Linked DNA regions of Homo sapiens: region 1 is linked to region 2. A link is a loop called in an ENCODE intact Hi-C map of the cell type or tissue named here. Cell type or tissue: HCT116. All regions are shown on one strand. Region 1 overlaps GCH1 (GTP cyclohydrolase 1). Region 2 overlaps WDHD1 (WD repeat and HMG-box DNA binding protein 1).

What was found. A loop is a pair of places that touch in the nucleus more often than their neighbours do. Peaks named below come from ENCODE experiments on the same cell type or tissue, not always from the same donor. Only the 100,000 strongest peaks of a DNase experiment are listed, where the experiment ranks them.
Region 1: it touches region 2 in a loop (7-fold over the local background); 1 of 110 quality-filtered maps calls a loop at or near these places.

What each region holds. Positions count from the first base shown.
Region 1 is chr14:54,868,869-54,871,368 of GRCh38, forward strand. The region is part of intron 1 of GCH1 (GTP cyclohydrolase 1); the gene reads right to left. Among named protein-coding and RNA genes, the nearest start is that of MIR4308, 8.1 kb to the right of the region's middle. RefSeq lists an enhancer at 1,838-2,443. In HCT116, no CTCF peak of the experiment used is centred here; a DNase peak (open chromatin) is centred at 1,518; H3K4me3 peaks cover 1,362 bases; H3K27ac peaks cover 879 bases.
Region 2 is chr14:54,951,527-54,954,026 of GRCh38, forward strand. All of the region lies in intron 24 of WDHD1 (WD repeat and HMG-box DNA binding protein 1), which reads right to left. Among named protein-coding and RNA genes, the nearest start is that of GCH1, 50 kb to the left of the region's middle. In HCT116, no CTCF peak of the experiment used is centred here; no DNase peak of the experiment used is centred here.

The sequences.
Region 1 (2,500 bases), 83 kb before region 2:
GGATTATGGGCGTGAGCCACCGTACCTGGCCTTATTATTATTATTATTATTTTAGAGATGGGATCTTGATATATTGCTCAAGCTAGTCTTAAACTCCACGGCTCAAGCCATCCTCCCACCTTGGTCTCCCAAGTAGCTGGGACTACAGGCATGCACCACCACCTGGCTCCAATATTAATTTCTTTTTTGAGATGAAGTCTCACTCTGTCACCCAGGCTGGAGTGCAATGGCGTGGTCTCGGCTCACTGCAACCTTCGCCTCCCGGGTTCAAGCGATTCTCCTGCCTCAGCCTCCCGAGTAGCTGGGACTACAGGCACGTGCCACCAAACTCAGCTAATTTTTTTGTATTTTTAGTAGAGACGGGGTTTCACTATGTTGGCCAGGCTGGTCTCGAACTCCTGACCTCGTGATCTGCCAGCCTTGGCCCCCCAAAGTGCTGAGATTACAGGCGTGAGCCACCATGCCCAGCCAGTATTAATTTCTTAAATGTTGATAATTGTACCATGGCCATGTGAGATGTTAAACATCAGGAGAAACTGGGGAAAGGGTATATGAAAACTCTCTCTACTATCTTTATAATTATTCTGTAAGTCAGTCTAAAATTGTTTCAAAATAAAAACTTTCTTTTTGAAACGAAGTTTTGCCCTTGTTGCCCAGGCTGGAGTGCAATGGCACAATCTCAGCTCACTGCAACCTCTGCCTCCCAGGTTCAAGTAATTCTCCTGCCTCAGCCTCCTGAGTAGCTGGGATTATAGACACATACCACCACGCCCAGCTAATTTTGTATTTTTAGTAGGGATCGGGTTTCTCCATGTTGGTCAGACTGGTCTGGAACTCCCGACCTCAGGTGACCCACCTGCCTCAGCCTCCCAAAGTGCTGGGATTACAGGCGTGAGCCACCGTGCCTGGCCCAATAAAAAGTTTTCTAAAAAGCAAAAGGACAATGTCCCTCAACTGGAACATATAAACAATGGAGTACACTCAGCAAGAAGATGGAATGAATTACTGATACATGTAATAACATGGTTTGAGTCTCCAAAGTACACTACAATGTGAAAGAAGACATCCATACACAGAAGAGACTACCTATGTTCTAGAAAAGGCAAAACTATAGTGATAGAAGGCAGACAGGTGGTTTACCAGGGCCAGAGAGGTAGGAGAGAGAACTTCACTGCAAAAGGAAAGAAAGAAACTTTTTTGGGTGATGGAAATAGTTCCTATCTTCACTGTATGGGTGGCTATATAACTGCATACGTTTGTTAAAATTCACATTGTACATGTAAAGTAGGTAAATTTTACATAAGATAAGTGACACCTTAATAAAGCTAACTTCAAACATAATTTTTAGGCTGGGTGCGGTGGCTCACATCTGTAATTCTAGCACTTTGGGAGGCGAAGGTGAGAACATTGCTAGAGGCCAAGAGTTCAAGACCAGACTGCCCAACCTAGCCAGACTCTGTTTTTACCAAAAAAAAAAAAAAAAAAAAAAAAAGGGTGGGGGTGGAGCCAAGATGGCCGAATAGGGACAGCTCCAGTCTACAGCTCCCAGTGTGAGCAACGCATAAGACGGGTGATTTCTGCATTTCTAACTGAGGTATCGGGTTCATCTCACTGGGGAGTGTCGGACAGTGGGTGCAGGACAGGGGGTGCAGCGCACCCAGTGAGCCAAAGCAGGGCGAGGCGTCACCTCACCCGGGAAGCACAAGGGGTCAGGGAATTCCCTTTCCTAGTCAAAGAAAGCGGTGACAGATGGCACCTGGAAAATCAGGTCACTCCCACCCTAATACTGCACTTTTCCAACGATCTTAGCAAACGGCACACCAGGAGATAATATCCTGCGCTTGGCTCGGAGGGTCCTACTCCCACAGATCCTCGCTCATTGCTAGCACAGCAGTCTGAGATCAAACTGCAAGGCGGCAGCGAGGCTGGGGGAGGGGCACCCGCCATTGCCGAGGCTTGAGTAGGTAAACAAAGCGGCTGGGAAGCTTGAACTGGGTGGAGCCCACCGCAGCTCAAGGAGCCCTGCCTGCCTCCGTAGACTCCACCTCTGGGGGCACGGCATAGCCGAACAAAAGGCAGCAGAAACTTCTGCAGACTTAAAAGTCCCTGTCTGACAGCTTGGAAGACAGCAGTGGTTCTCCCAGCATGCAGCCTGAGATCTGAGAATGGACAGACTGCCTCCTAAAGTGGGTCCCTGACCCCCGAGTAGCCTAACTGGGAGGCACCCCCAAGGAGGGGCAGACTGACACCTCACACAGCCGGGTACTCCTCTGAGACAAAACTTCCAGAGGAACGATCAGGCAGCAACATTTGCTGTTCACCAATATCCACTGTTCTGCAGCCTCCGCTGCTAATACCCAGGCAAACAGGGTCTGGAGTGGACCTCCAGCAAACTCCAACAGACCGGCAGCTGAGGGTCCTGACTGTTAGAAGGAAAACTAACAAACAAAAAAGACATCCACACCAAAATCCCATCTGTACATCACCATCATCAAAGACC
Region 2 (2,500 bases):
AAGTCCAGGACCAGATGGATTCACAGCCAAATTCTACCAGAGGTACAAGGAGGAGCTGTTACCATTCCTTCTGAAACTATTCCAATCAATAGAAAAAGAGGGAATCCTCCCTAACTCATTTTATGAGGCCAGCATCATCCTGATACCAAAGCCTGGCAGACACACAACAAAAAAAGAGAATTTTAGACCAATATCCCTGATGAACATCGATGCAAAAATCCTCAGTAAAATACTGGCAAACCAAATCCAGCAGCACTTCAAAAAACTTATCAAGTGGGCTTCATCTCTGGGATGCAAGGCTAGTTCAACATTCGCAAATAAATAAACGTAATCCAGCATATAAACAGAACCAAAGACTAAAACCACATGGTTATCTCAATAGATGCAGAAAAGGCCTGTGACAAAATTCAACAACGCTTCATGCTAAAAAACTCTCAATAAATTAGGTATTGATGGGATGTATCTCAAAATAATAAGAGCTATTTATGACAAACCCACAGCCAATATCATACTGAATGGGCAAAAACTGGAAGCATTCCCTTTGAAAACTGGCACAAGACAGGGATGCCCTCTCTCACCACTTCTGTTCAACATAGTGTTGGAAGTTCTGGCCAGGGCAATCAGGCAGGAGAAAGAAATAAAGGGTATTCAATTAGGAAAAGAGGAAGTCAAATTGTACCTGTTTGCAGATGACATGATTGTATATTTAGAAAACCCCGTCGTCTCAGCCCAAAATCTCCTTAAGCTGATAGGGAACTTCAGCAAAGTCTCAGGATACAAAATCAATGTGCAAAAATCGCAAGCATTCTTATACACCAATAACAGACAAACAGAGAGCCAAATCATGAGTGAACTCCCATTCACAATTGCTTCAAAGAGAATAAAATACCTAGGAATCCAACTTACAAGGGATGTGAAGGACCTCTTCAAAGAGAACTACAAACCACTGCTCAATGAAATAAAAGAGGACACAAACAAACGGAAGAACATTCCACGCTCATGGATAGGAAGAATCACTATCGTGAAAACGGCCATCCTGTCCAAGGCAATTTATAGATTCAATGCCATCCCCATCAAGCTATCAATGACTTTCTTCACAGAATTGGAAAAAACTACTTTAAAGTTCATATGGAACCAAAAAAGAGCCCGCATTGCCAAGTCACTCATAAGCCAAAGGAACAAAGCTGGAGGCATCACGCTACCTGACTTCAAACTATACAAAACAGCACAGTACTGGTACCAAAACAGAGATACAGACCAATGGAACAGAACAGAGCCCTCAGAAATAATACCACACATCTACAACCATCTGATCTTTGACAAACATGACAAAAACAAGAAATGGGGAAAGGATTCCCTATTTAATAAATGGTGCTGGGAAAACTGCCTAGCCATATGTAGAAAGCTGAAACTGGATCCATTCCTCACATCTTATACAAAAATTAATTCCAGATGGATTAAAGACTTAAATGTTAGATCTAAAACCATAAAAACCCCAGAAGAAAACCTAGGCAATACCATTCAGGATATAGGAATGTGCAAGGACTTCATGTCTAAAACACCAAAAGCAATGGCAACAAAAGCCAAAATTGACAGATGGGATCTAATTAAACTAAAGAGCTTCTGCACAGCAAAAGAAACTACCATCAGAGTGAACAGGCAACCTACAGAACGGGAAAAAATTTTGCAATCTACCCATCTGACAAAGGGCTAATATCCAGAATCTACAAAGAACTCAAACAAATTTACAAGAAAAAAACAAACCCAATCAAAAAGTGGGCGAAGGATATGAGCAGACACTTCTCAAAAGAAGACATTTATGCAGCCAACAGACACATGAAAAAATGCTCATCATCACTGGCCATCAGAGAAATGCAAATCAAAACCACAGTGAGAAACCATCTCACACCAGTTAGAATGGCAATCATTAAAATGTCAGGAAACAACAGGTGCTGGAGAGGATGTGGAGAAATAGGAACACTTTTACACTGTTGGTGGGACTGTAAACTAGTTCAACCATTGTGGAAGGCGGTGTGGCGATTCCTCAAGGATCTAGAACTAGAAATACCATTTGACCCAGCAATCCCATTACTGGGTATATACCCAAAGGATTATAAATCATGCTGCTATAAAAACACATGCACACGTATGTTTATTGTGGCACTATTCACAATAGCAAAGACTTGGAACCAACCTAAATGTTCATCAATGATAGACTAGATTAAGAAAATGTGGCACATATACACCATGGAATACTATACAGCCATAAAAAAGGATGAATTCATGTCCTTTGTAGGGACATGGATGAAACTGGGAACCATCATTCTCAGCAAACTATCTCAAGGACAAAAAACCAAACACCGCATGTTCTCACTCATAGGTGAGAACTGAACAATGAGAACGCTTGGACACAGGAAGGGGAACATCACACACTTGGGCCTGTTGTGGGGTGGGGGAAGTAGGGAGGGATAGCATTAGGAGATATACCTAATGTAAATGA